2 separate regions of the Homo sapiens genome follow, and region 1 is linked to region 2. Evidence: chromatin loops called from intact Hi-C (ENCODE). Cell type or tissue: PC-3. All regions are shown on one strand. Each heading gives the region's core, and the rest is flanking DNA. Links, peaks and the distances in the headings are about the cores only.

Region 1 (2,909 bases), core at 109-2,608, 120 kb after region 2:
CACAGCAAGACTCTGCCTCAAAAAAGAAAACTCTTGGACCTCTGGCCTTCTCCTCGTTTCCCACTTCAGGACCCTGGCCAAGTTCTTTGCATAACAGAGGAGGCACCATGAACTTCAAACTAAAGCCCAGCCCTTGCCAACCACACTGGTGGAATCCCTCAGTGCTGTAACTTATAGAACAGTGTTCCACCTGAAGAAACAGTGGTGTTTGCAACCACGTGACAAACACTTAGGTATAGTGCACCAATTATCACGAGTTCCCTGGGCAGACAGCAGGGCTTCTTCTCCATTGTTTAGACTGAAACAGGAGACAAAGGATAGGGGATGGACTGACCCACCTCAGGATCACATTATGGTGAGTTTTGGTCTGGAGACAAGGCCATTTCTCAGAGTAGTGACACAAGTTGGACAATGCCAGCCCTAAGCTGAGTCAACTCTTTAATGGGATCAAACTTCCTATTCAATTAGGTTACTACTGGGAGGTTCCAAGGAAAACCGGGAGGGGAGTGAGCATTGTTTAACAACTGCCACAAATTAAGTCCAGGGAATTTCAGATAGAGAGTCCAGTTCTCACAACAAACCTGTAAAAAGTGGGGTCTTCATAGGGTGTACACCAGGAGTGAACTCCAGTGTGAACCATAGACTTTGGGTGATAATGGTGTGCCAGTGTAGGTCCATCAATTTTAACATATGTACCAGTCTGGTGGGGGATGTGGATAATGGGGGAGGCTTGTATGGATGAGGGTAAGAGGATAGGGGAACTCTCTGCACTTTCCTCTCACTTTTGCAGTGAACCTAAAACTACTCTAAAAAACAAAGTCTATTAAAAAACAGTGGGGCCTTCATCCCTTTCAGAGAGGAAAACTGACACTTGCCCAGGATACTCTCAACTACTGTTTCCCCATTGGGTCAAAAGGGCCTGGGAGGCCAGCGGCAGTGGCTCATGCCTGTAATCCTGGCACTTTGGGAAGCCTAAGCGGGCAGATTGTTTGAGCCCAGGAGTTCGAGAGCAGCTTGGGCAACATAGTGAGACCCCATCTCTACAAAAAAATTTAAAATTAGCTGGATGTGATGGTGCGTGACTATAGTCCCAGCTACCTCGGAGGCTAAGGCAAGAGGATCACTTGAGCCTGGGAGGTCAAGACTGCAGTAAGCTGTGTTTTCACTGTGCTCCAGCCTGGGCAAAAGAGCAAGAGGCCCTGTCTGGGGAAAAAAAAAAAAAAGGGCTTGGGAGCGGGAGTTAACTCAAGCCCTCCACACTTCTCTCTTCCAAGCCACCTCATTCAATTAGCAGGTGAGAAGAAAGCTGGCAGGCCAAGCTGGGAAGCCAAGAAAAGGCTGTTTCTAGTTCCAGTGAATTTCAATCCCTGTGCATCCTGTGGACTGAGGCTCCAATGCTTCCAAAACTCAAAGCACCTGCCAAAGCCAGCAGGTAGGTGATTCCCCTCAACACAGCTGACTCATCAAGCAAACTTCCGAAAGTCCAGGCAGAGCCGGAGGCTGAGGAGAGTATTTGCACATACTATTTTCCTTATGCCTGTATTTTACTCTAATTACTTTTGATTGATCCATTGATTCTTTTTTTCTTTTTGAGATGGAGTCTCGCTCTGTCACCCAGGCTGGAGTTCAGTGGCACAATCTTGGCTCACTACAACCTTCACCTCCTGGGCTCAGACAATTCTCTGCCTCAGCCTCCTGAATAGCTGGGATTACATGCTCCTGCCACCATGCCTGGCTAATTTTTGTATTTTTAGTAGAGACGGGGTTTCACCATCTTGGCCAGGCTGGTCTTGAACTCCTGACTTTGTGATCCACCAACCTCGCCCTCCCAAAGTGCTGGGATTATAGGCGTGAGCCACCGGGCCCGGCCTGATTCATTCTTTTATTCCTTCAGTACAATTTTACTGAATTCTCCCTCCAGGGCAGATCTAACTTTTGTGGGGGCCTGATACTTATTTGAGAAACTTCTGTAAAAGAAATTATGGCTGGGGGTGATGGCTTATGCCTGTAATCCCAGCACATTGGGAGGCTGAAAAGGGAGGATTGCTTGAGCCTAGGAGTTCAAGACTGGCCTGGGCAACATAGTGAGACCCCCATCTCTAAAAAAATACAAAAATTGGGCCAGGCGTGGGTGGTGTCAGCTGATCCATCCAGTGCAGGGTCTGCAAAATATCTCAAGCACTGATCTTAGGTTTTACAATAGTGAGGTTATCCTCAGGAGCAATTTGGGGAGGTTCAGACTCTTGCAGCCAGAGGCTGCATGACCCCTAAACTGTAATTTCTAATCTTGTAGCTAGTTTGTTCATCCTGTAAAGGCAGACTTGTCCCCAGACAAGAAGGGGGTCTTTTAGGGAAAGGGCTATTATCAATATTGTTTCAGAGTCAAACCGTGAACTAAATTCCTTCACAAGATTAGTTCGTCCTCTGCCCAGGAATGAACAAGGACAGCTTAAAGGTTAGAAGCAAGATGGAGTTGGTTGGGTCTGATCTCTTTCACTGTCATAATTTCCTCAGTTATAATTTTTGCAAAGGCGGTTTCATCCTTGCCAAGACTTCACTTGAAAATGAGTCTATCTCCCCCATGACTGATGAATTCATGGCACTTTTGTTGGGCTTTCTCCTCAATGAGATGATAAGAAAGTTTGAGGACTACGGAAAGGACAAAAGCATCTGTGGTACCACCAACCTGATTCCTCCTTGTCCTTGTCGTGTTTGGTCTCAGTCATTGTTCACAACAGGCAGCCCAGGGCTCTCGGCTCCAAGCGTCTGCCTGTGCATTAGCCATTGCTGCCCACCCCCAGGCCCTCCACTGTAGTACCCAAACCCCAAAACTGCCTACACGGCAAGGGCAGAGCCAGGCTGGGGAGATGGAATGCTACTCCGGGTCTGAGTGTGTCTGAAAAGACTGC
Region 2 (2,909 bases), core at 227-2,726:
TGATTGTTATTAAATTAAAATAAATAACCTAGCCATATTGCCATTTGGCTAAGGGGCATAATGTTAATATTAAGTGATAATTTTCTTATCTCTTGCCTCTCTCCTACTTCAATGTCAGCAAGATGATCACAGTGTTCAGCTTTTCATTTTCTTTGTATTTCTTCTCTTTGAAGTTGGTATTACATGGACAATACAATTGTTATGAAATTGTGTAGATGCCTCCAGAATGCCAGTACCTCCGAGGAATGGCCAGGAATTGACAATTTATGTACTAAGGACCTCTTTTATGGTTTTTAACAATTTTTTTGGATCACACCTTTGGGAAATCAGAGGAGAGATATAGACTTGAAACTCAAAAGATGCCCCAATGCACCCACAAAACTTCATGACATTTCTAAGCTGTTTGCCAGCACGCATGCATTTCCCCTTGGGCTCAAGGACCAGTTGGAGAATATCTAGTTTCGTTATATTATACCATGCGGAGTGTTGGGAATAGAAATAGAGAAACAAATTTTACCTGTTTTCCAGGAGCTTTCACACTCAGTAAAGAACAAATTAGACAAAAATATTTTATTATGATGAGACAATTTTTTTTTTTTCAGACAAGGTCTTGTTCTGTAGCCCAGGCTGGAGTGCAGTGGTGCAATCACACTCACTGCAGCCTTGACCTCCCCAGCTCAGGTGAGCCTCCCACCTCAGCCTCCTGAGTAGCTGAGAGTATAGCTGTGCACCACCATGCCCAGCTAATTTTGTAATTTTTTTGTGGAGACAGGGGTTTGCCATTTTGCCCAGGATGGTCTCAAACTCCTAGATTCAAGCAATCTTCCTGCCCTGGCCTCCCACAGTGTTGGGATTACAGGCGGGAGCCACCATCCCTGGCCAGATGTTTTAATTGAACTATGTATGGATAAAAGTCTTTTGGTAAACAACACTATCATTTTTATATGTTTATGCCTTTTTCCAAATAAAATGCCTTAGAGCTTTTTATAAATCATATTATCCAGATGGAAAAACAAGGAAAAAAGAGATCCTGAGCTTGCCAAATATGACTCAGCAAGTCAGTGACATGCCTAGAAATAGAAATGAGAAACGAAAGAAGTTTTCAACAATCTACCTTGAAACAAGCAATCTCTGCACTTGCTCAGCAGTGCAGTTGGAAAAGAGGTAACTATGACACTGTAGGAGGAGGAAGCCAGTGAGTCAGCTCAACGTGGAAACTGTGTTTGAAGAGAGCCCTCCTGTGTGGAACAGTGCAGAAAAACTCTGACTCCATGCTTTAATCACTTCCTCCTTTGTGGCTGGAGAGCCATTGTCAGAGGCATTTAAACCAGAATGACTCCATCTTGAATAGGGGCTGGGTAAAATAAGGCTGAGACCTGCTGGACTGCAATCCCAGGAGGTTAGGCATTCTTAGTCACAGGATGAGATAGGAGGTCACAAGATACAAGTCACAGGCCGGACGCTGTGGCTCACACCTGTAATCTCAGCACTTTGGGAGGCTGAGGGGGGGTGCAGATCACTTGAGGTCAGGAGTTCGATAGCAGCCTGGCCAACATGGTGAAACTCCGTCTCTACTAAAAATACAAAAATTGGCCGGGTGTGGTGGCACACACCTGTAATCCCAGCTACTCGGGAGGCTGAGGCAGGAGAATCACTTAAACTCTGGAGGTGGAGGTTGCAGTGAGCCGAGATTGCACCATTGCTCTCCAGCCTGGGCAACAGAACGAAACTCCATCTCAAAAAAAAGAAAAGAAAAAAAAAAAAGACACAGGTCACAAAGACCCTGCTGATAAAACACATTGTGGTAAAGAAGCCGGCCAAAACCCACCAAAACTAAGATGGTAACGAAAGTGACCTCTGGTCGTCCTCACTGCTCATTATACGCTAATTTATAATGCATTAGCATGCTAAAAGACGCTCCCACTGGCACCTTGACAGTTTACAAATGCCATGGCAACATTTGAAAACTACTCTATATAAAAAGGGGAGGGATCCTCAGTTCCAGGAAATCTCTGCCTCTTTTCAAGAAAACACAAGAATAATCCATCCTTTGTTTAGCATATAATCAAGAAATAACTTTAAATATACTCCGTTGAACAGCCCATGCTGCTGCTCTGCCTGTGGAGTAGCCTTTCTTTTATTCCTTTACTTTTTTTTCTTTCTTTTTTCTTTTTCTTTTTCTTTTTTTTTTTTTTTTTTTTTTGAGATGGAGTCTCACTCTGTCTTCCAGGCTGAGTGCAGTGGTGCGATCTCGGCTCACTGCAACCTCCACCTCCTGGGTTCAAGCGATTCTCCTACCTCAGCCTCTTGAGTAGCTGGGATTACAGGCACATGCCACCACACCCAGCTAATTGTTGTATTTTTAGTAGAGACGGGGTTTCACCATGTTGGCCAGGCTGGTCTGGAACTCCTGACCTCAGGTGATCCAACCGCCTCGGCCTCCCAAAGTGCTGGGATTATAGGCGTGAACTACCTCGCCTGGCCTATTTCTTTACTTTCTTAGTAAACTTGCTTTCATTTTATGGACTTTCTCTGAATTCTTTCTTGCCTGAGGTCCAAGAACCCTCTCTTGGGGTCTGGATGGGGACACCTTTCTGGTAACACCCAGCCAAGCTTTATGCAACTGCCTATCCTGTCACCTGCATTTTCTTTGTCCTATGACACAGAATCTGTCACTTCTGACTTTTTAGAACGGCTTCACTTCCTGCAGGTGGACCAACTGGGTGGAGGTGGAAGGTGAAACTCGTAAACTCTGTCCTGCGGTCTTTGGGGGAAGTTTGTCATGCTGGCTTGAGAGCCCTGCCAGTGCCCTGGTGTGTTTCTGTCTGCAGGGCCTAGCCTAGGGCCTGGCTCACATGTGGATGCTTAAGAAAGGTATGTTGTGAAATTGAGGCAATACTTCACGACAG

Evidence for each region. Peaks named below come from ENCODE experiments on the same cell type or tissue, not always from the same donor. Only the 100,000 strongest peaks of a DNase experiment are listed, where the experiment ranks them.
Region 1: a loop joins it to region 2, with 4 times the contacts of the local background. A loop is called at or near these places in 2 of 110 quality-filtered maps.

Annotation. Positions count from the first base shown.
Region 1 is chr14:71,174,235-71,177,143 of GRCh38, reverse strand. No RefSeq gene overlaps it. Among named protein-coding and RNA genes, the nearest start is that of SIPA1L1, 140 kb to the left of the region's middle. In PC-3, for the core only: no CTCF peak of the experiment used is centred there; a DNase peak (open chromatin) is centred at 1,453.
Region 2 is chr14:71,289,557-71,292,465 of GRCh38, reverse strand. The region is part of intron 1 of LOC107984654 (a long non-coding RNA gene); the gene reads right to left. Among named protein-coding and RNA genes, the nearest start is that of SIPA1L1, 29 kb to the left of the region's middle. RefSeq lists an enhancer at 1,100-1,394. In PC-3, for the core only: no CTCF peak of the experiment used is centred there; a DNase peak (open chromatin) is centred at 1,265; H3K27ac peaks cover 2,500 bases.